Regions from separate parts of the Mus musculus genome. Here region 1 is linked to region 2. The links are chromatin loops, found by intact Hi-C in ENCODE. Cell type or tissue: left cerebral cortex. All regions are shown on one strand. Links, peaks and the distances in the headings refer to the core of each region. The heading gives the core; the rest is flanking DNA.

Region 1 (2,910 bases), core at 279-2,778, 53 kb before region 2:
AAAAGATAGGTCTACAAAGGAGCCAGATAACCCTCTCCTGGGTATTTACTCAGAGGTCTCTAAGTTGACATATCAAGAGATACCCACGCACCAGTGATCACTGCAGAACAACTCACAGCAGCTAAGTCAGGGAACAAAGCTAGATACCCACGGACACAGACATGGATAGAGAAGTTTTCTCAGGCACAGAGAAAAACCAACTTACGGCCTTGACAGAAGAATGGATACAGCTGGAGATGGTCATATGGTTCAGAAGATGGTTATCATGTTTTCTCTCATGTGTATGTAGGACATGAAATTTGAAGCAAAACTATCAGAAGAAACAAAGAGGAGTGATGGATGGTAAGAAGGGGAAGGAGAGAGAAAATATACTTAACTTATATGGAAATTTCTTTATGTAACACAGTAACCATGTACAATGAAAAATTTTAGACAATGAATTTTAGGTAAAATAAGTCCTGCAGCTTAAAAGGGTGTTTTTAAATATGGAGGTATGGAAAGAAAGAAAGAGAGAGGGGGGAGGGAGAGGGAGAGAGAGAGAGAGAGAAAGAAAGAAAGAAAGAAAGAAAGAAAGAAAGAAAGAAAGAAAGAAAGAGAGAGAGAGAGAGAGAGAGGCAGAGAGAGAGAGGGAGATTGAGAGGGAGAGAGAGAGAGAGAGAGAGAAGGAAGGAAGGAAGGAAGGAAGGAAGGAAGGAAGGAAGGAAGGAAGGAAGGAAGGAAGGAAGGAAAGGAGAGAAAGCTCTCATCATAGACACCTATTGTACTCCACTCCCTGAGCTGCTACCCACCCGCAGAGCTGCTCTTTCTCTGAGAGCTTCCAGTTGGAATAGCATCTTTATTTTGCATATGAGAACCCTGGGGCTCAAGCAGGATCAATCTGGTTTAAGAGTGGAGGGAAAATGAGTAAGATCCAGAACTTTAGTATATAATTGCTGGGTAAAGTGCAGTGCCTTTGTAGGTTAGTAAGATTCCAAAGAAATACAAAGCAATACTGAGGCTCCAGGTTAGAGCAAAGGCAGGTTATGGTCAGGGTGTCTACACTGCCTGCAGAGCAGACTAGTCAAGGCTCCTCCAGCACTGCCTTGATCCTGGTGGCCGCCTCACCATCCCTCCCAGTTCTGGCCCGCATGCTCTAACTCCCAGAGTCTCCTACACTGCCTCAGCCCCGCCCTGGCCTTCTGATCGATTTCTTTACCTTGAGGGCAGATAACCAGAGTGTCCTAGGGTTAGCAATAAGGCTCGGGGTAAACTGTTTGCCTAGCACCTGTGAAGCCTTAGGTTCAACTCCCTGCCAAGACAGACATCACTGATTGATTCATTAACTGTTTGCCTCACAATTCAGATCAGACCTTATAAACATGCTCCACTCTGTGTTCTTCCATCCCCATCAATCAAACAGGCGCAGCCTCAGTTTGCCACTCTGAGCCTTGTTAAGCTTTCACGGGTTCCTGGTTTGAGCACTTACTTTACGCTCCATCATGCCCCAGCCTGTAAGTCATCCGCTTGGCCTTCCCCACTTAGATCTAAGAGAACAGTTTAGACTGCAAACGAGCTCAAAGTTGCCATGTTCTCTGGTACTTTAGGATTCTGTGGCTGTTCTCGGAGAGCTAGAATCTAGGCTCAACCAAGATTCGGATTTCTCATTCCATATTATCTTATCCAGAGAGCTCATGGCCCATCCCAGTGTGCCTTGAAAGGGCAAGGCTTGCTGGCCGTGGTGGCACACACCTTTAATCCCAGCACTCGGGAGGCAGAGGCAGGCGGATTTCTGAGTTCGAGGCTAGCCTGGTCTACAGAGTGGGTTCCAGGACAGCCAGAGCTACACAGAGAAACCCTGTCTCGGAAAAAAAAAAGAAAGAAAGAAAGAAAGGAAGGAAGGAAGGAAGGAAGGAAGGAAGGAAGGAAGGAAGAAAGAAAGAAAGAAAGAAAGAAAGAAAGAAAGAAAGAAAGAAAGAAAGAAAGAAAGAAAGAAGAAAAAGAGAGAGGGCAAGGCTCTTTACCCCAGCCCATGGCCACCACAGGGGCAGATTTCTTTCTTTGTTTGCTCTCTATGGGATGCAGCCTGGTGTCCCCTCTGATATCAGGTGGGAGCCTAGGGGACACCTAGACACCCTGTAGAGCAAAGGACTAGGAGTTGGAAGGCAGTGGCCCTGCATGTCATCACTTTAGAAAGTTGGTGCCTTGTCAGTTTGTCCACTCTACCCCCTCACAGGTGAGGATCATCCAGGACAAGTAATGCTTATGCACAATGCTGTGCTCAGAGGGAAGCAGGAAGCCACTCCAGGCCTGATGGCACGCTTCTAAGATGCCTCCAGTGGGCCCAGGGGATGTCTGTGGGGCTCTGGGTGACTGTCTAATACACAGTACCTGACCAGTAAGAGACAGAGGAGAGAAGGAAGCCTTGTCTTCTACCCCTAAGGCTTCACTGTCAAGCAGGGGAGTTGGTTGTTTGCATGGGGCTGCTAATCAGGACCCTGGGGCTGGAGTGATGGCTCAGGCAGAAAAAGGCTTGCAAATTTGAGTTCCTGACTTCAGCCCCTAGAACCTACCTTTAAAAAAACAACAACAACAAAAGACAAGGTAATCCCAGCAGTGTTGGGGCTGAGACATGCAGATTTGTAGGGCTCCCTGGGCAGCCAGCACAGATTAATCAAGCCTTTGGGAGGCTCTGTCTTAAAGTCTGTTTTTCGTAGATGGTATCTGGAGAGTCATCCAAAGTTCTCCCTCCACATATACAAGCATGTGGCTGCACCTGTGCACACAGAGACATGTGCACACACTTACAAATACTTAAATTGGGCCAGCAAATTAGCCCTGTAGATAAAAACATTTATCATCAAGACTGGGGACCTCAGTTCCAACCCTAGAATCTACATGGTAGAAGGAGAAAACCAATGTTGTCGTCTGATT
Region 2 (2,910 bases), core at 163-2,662:
TTCAGGCATGGCTGCCTCTCATTATGCCTTCACACAGCAGAGATGGCAAGCTCTCAAATATCTCTACTTACAAAGACACTGATCCCATCTTGGGGACCCCACTCCCAAGAACCCATCTAACTTTAATTACCTCCCCAATTCTTATCTCTGGCCACAGTGGGAGCTGGTATTTCAAAATATGAATCAGTTAAGTCAATAAAAGAGGCATGGTCAGCAATTCCAGCGAAGGAAGCCTTGGAACGGTGCTCACTGCAGTTATCATCACTATCTGCTTCTCTAGACTCGTGCTGGGGTAGTGCTGCCTGGCCCTCTTGTAATGAAGCCGAAGACCATTTGACAAGTTCTGCCCAGTGAATGTAAGCGGAGTGAGCTGTGTCGCTTAAGAGTATATAATAACAAGAAAGACCAGACATCGCTTGTCCAGAATGTTTTGTCTTTGTTGCTTCTGCTTAATGCCCCCTCCCTTAGCCCTCCATGTAGAGAGAAGCCCACTCTTTCCAAACTCAAACTATTTGAGAATCTCTCTTTAATTTCCCCAAGGGCTTGGGCTCTGGGACACCAGAAGCAAGCACTTACAGATGTTCTCTGGCTTTTGTCTACTGGAGGTGTTGAAAGATCAGCCTCTGGGTCTTCCACATGCTATACAAGCATGTGACCAATGAGCCATACCCCAGGCCAGAGTTTCTTTCTTTCTTTTTTTTTTTTTTTTTTTTTTTTTTTTTTGGTTTTTCGAGACAGGGTTTCTCTGTGTAGCCCTGGCTGTCCTGGAACTCACTTTGTAGACCAGGCTGGCCTCGAACTCAGAAATCCGCCTGCCTCTGCCTCCCAAGTGCTGGGATTAAAGGCATGCACCACCACCGCCCGGCCAGGCCCGAGTTTCTTAAACATTCATTTATTTACTGGAGGGACATGGTATGTGTGTATGGGGAGGTCAGAAGACAATTTGCAGGAGCTGCTTCTCTACCTCAACCCTGTAAGTTTCAGAGACCAAATCCAGGTTGTCAGACTTGGCAGAAGTGCCTTTGCCCACTGAATCACCTCACTGTTTTCAACCCTCAATTTTGATCCAAGTTGAGATCTTAACCTTGTAATTCATCTTCCTTTATCTTCATGTGCCACCACACCGGGCTTCTGTTGAGCTTTATCCTACCTCTTCTGTGCCCTGAGGTTGCACAGGCATCTGTTTAGGTCGGTATAGAGAGAGGATAGGCTGAGGGGGTGGGAGGAGTATAGCAGCTGATATCGTACAAAGCATCATCGACTTATCCTCAAGTCACTGAGCCATTCCTCGGTTTTTCTTTGCTCTGTTAACTCTCCTATGAGCATTTCATTTTAGATATTATATGCTTTCAATCCAAAATTTCTATTTGCTTCATTCTTATTTTTGACATTTTGGCCAAGGTGTGTTATATTTTCATTTATGGTAAGCATGCCTTGCTTTATATCACCTCATTAAAAATAACTGCTCAAAAAAACACTGCCTATGCCAGCAAGATGGTTCAGTGGTAAAATGCTGGCTCGTAGCACAAACCTGACAAGCTGAGTGTGTGGTTTTCCTTCAGGAATAGGTCACAGCTTGAGGAATGTTGAATTATATCCCAGCTGTTGAGAATGTTATAGTATAGGGTTTTATTGTGTGTGGTTTATGTTTTGGTTTGGTTTTTGTTTCCTTTGATTTTTTTAAGATTCGCTTTACTTTTGACTGTGTCCACAAGGAGAAGTGTACATCTATAAGTGCAGGTGCTTGTGGATGCCAGAGAGGGTGTGTGATAGATAGCCTGAAGCTGTAGATTCCAGTCACCCAAAATGGATGCTGGGGACTGAACATAGGTGTTAGTTAGTTTTTGTTCTGTTCTGTTCTGTTTTGTTTTGTTTTGTTTGTATATAGTCATGGCTGGCCTGGAACTCACTATGTAGACAGAAAAAAAAATTACACTTTTAACCTCATTGGCAAAATTTTATAACCCAAAAGCAATGGGCCTAGAATGCCCTTCAGTGACTTGGATGGTCCATAGAGGCCAGCACTGTCAAACAAGACTTCTGCTGTGCCATACCCTCAAGCAATAAGATCATATCCACTCTTTTCTTTACACAATTCTACCAAAGGCAGAACATGGACCTGAGGCTATAGTCAGAGTGTGTGTCTCAAATGCTTGATGCCATTCGTTTTATTACCAGTTGAAAAATAATGACCATACTAAGACTTAGAAATTGCACAGTGAGAAGCAATGGGGTCTGTCAGTGAAAACAAGGATCAAAGACATCCCCCAGTTCTTTGCTAGGTCACCTCCCAATGTTAGCTCTGTGTGTGTGTGTGTGTGTGTGTGTGTGTGTGTGTCTTTCACACGCATGTGCAGACCAAAGGACAACTGTGTCATTCTTTAGGAGTCATCCATCTCACTGGCCTGGAACTCATCAAGTACAGGCTAGGCTGCTTGTCAACACTGAGATTATACAACTACACCACCACACTCGGCTATTATTATATACTTACTATTTTAGCGACTACTATTATTATCATTTGTTATTGTTATTATTATTATGGGTTCTGTGGATAAAAGCACTATAGTGAGCTACCTCCTAAGGCCTTAACATCATGTTTAATGGGATTATACAACTGTGAGTTCATGAACCTGTGCTAACCACAATTAAGGAGACTCCAACCCTGCCTGGCTGGCTTGATATCTCCCCAGTGTGCCTCTGGGTGAATGGCAATATCTGCCTCTTTCCTATTCCTGTGGTGGGACTCTAAATTACCCTTCCTGGGGACAACTTGGAAACACCTTATTTAAATTGCGTAGAGCCTCTTACCAAGGAATTTTACTACTAGGAACACAGCCTTGGGGAGTAATCACAAAGCCACACTTAGAGTTATGGGCAGAGAAGAATACAGCAGACCATTTGTAACAA

The links. A loop is a pair of places that touch in the nucleus more often than their neighbours do. Peaks named below come from ENCODE experiments on the same cell type or tissue, not always from the same donor. Only the 100,000 strongest peaks of a DNase experiment are listed, where the experiment ranks them.
Region 1: a loop joins it to region 2, with 2.4 times the contacts of the local background. A loop is called at or near these places in 5 of 42 quality-filtered maps.

What each region holds. Positions count from the first base shown.
Region 1 is chr16:10,000,927-10,003,836 of GRCm38, forward strand. All of the region lies in intron 2 of Gm30668 (a long non-coding RNA gene), which reads right to left. Among named protein-coding and RNA genes, the nearest start is that of Gm30668, 3.6 kb to the right of the region's middle. In left cerebral cortex, for the core only: no CTCF peak of the experiment used is centred there; no DNase peak of the experiment used is centred there.
Region 2 is chr16:10,053,868-10,056,777 of GRCm38, forward strand. No RefSeq gene overlaps it. Among named protein-coding and RNA genes, the nearest start is that of Gm30668, 49 kb to the left of the region's middle. In left cerebral cortex, for the core only: no CTCF peak of the experiment used is centred there; a DNase peak (open chromatin) is centred at 1,540.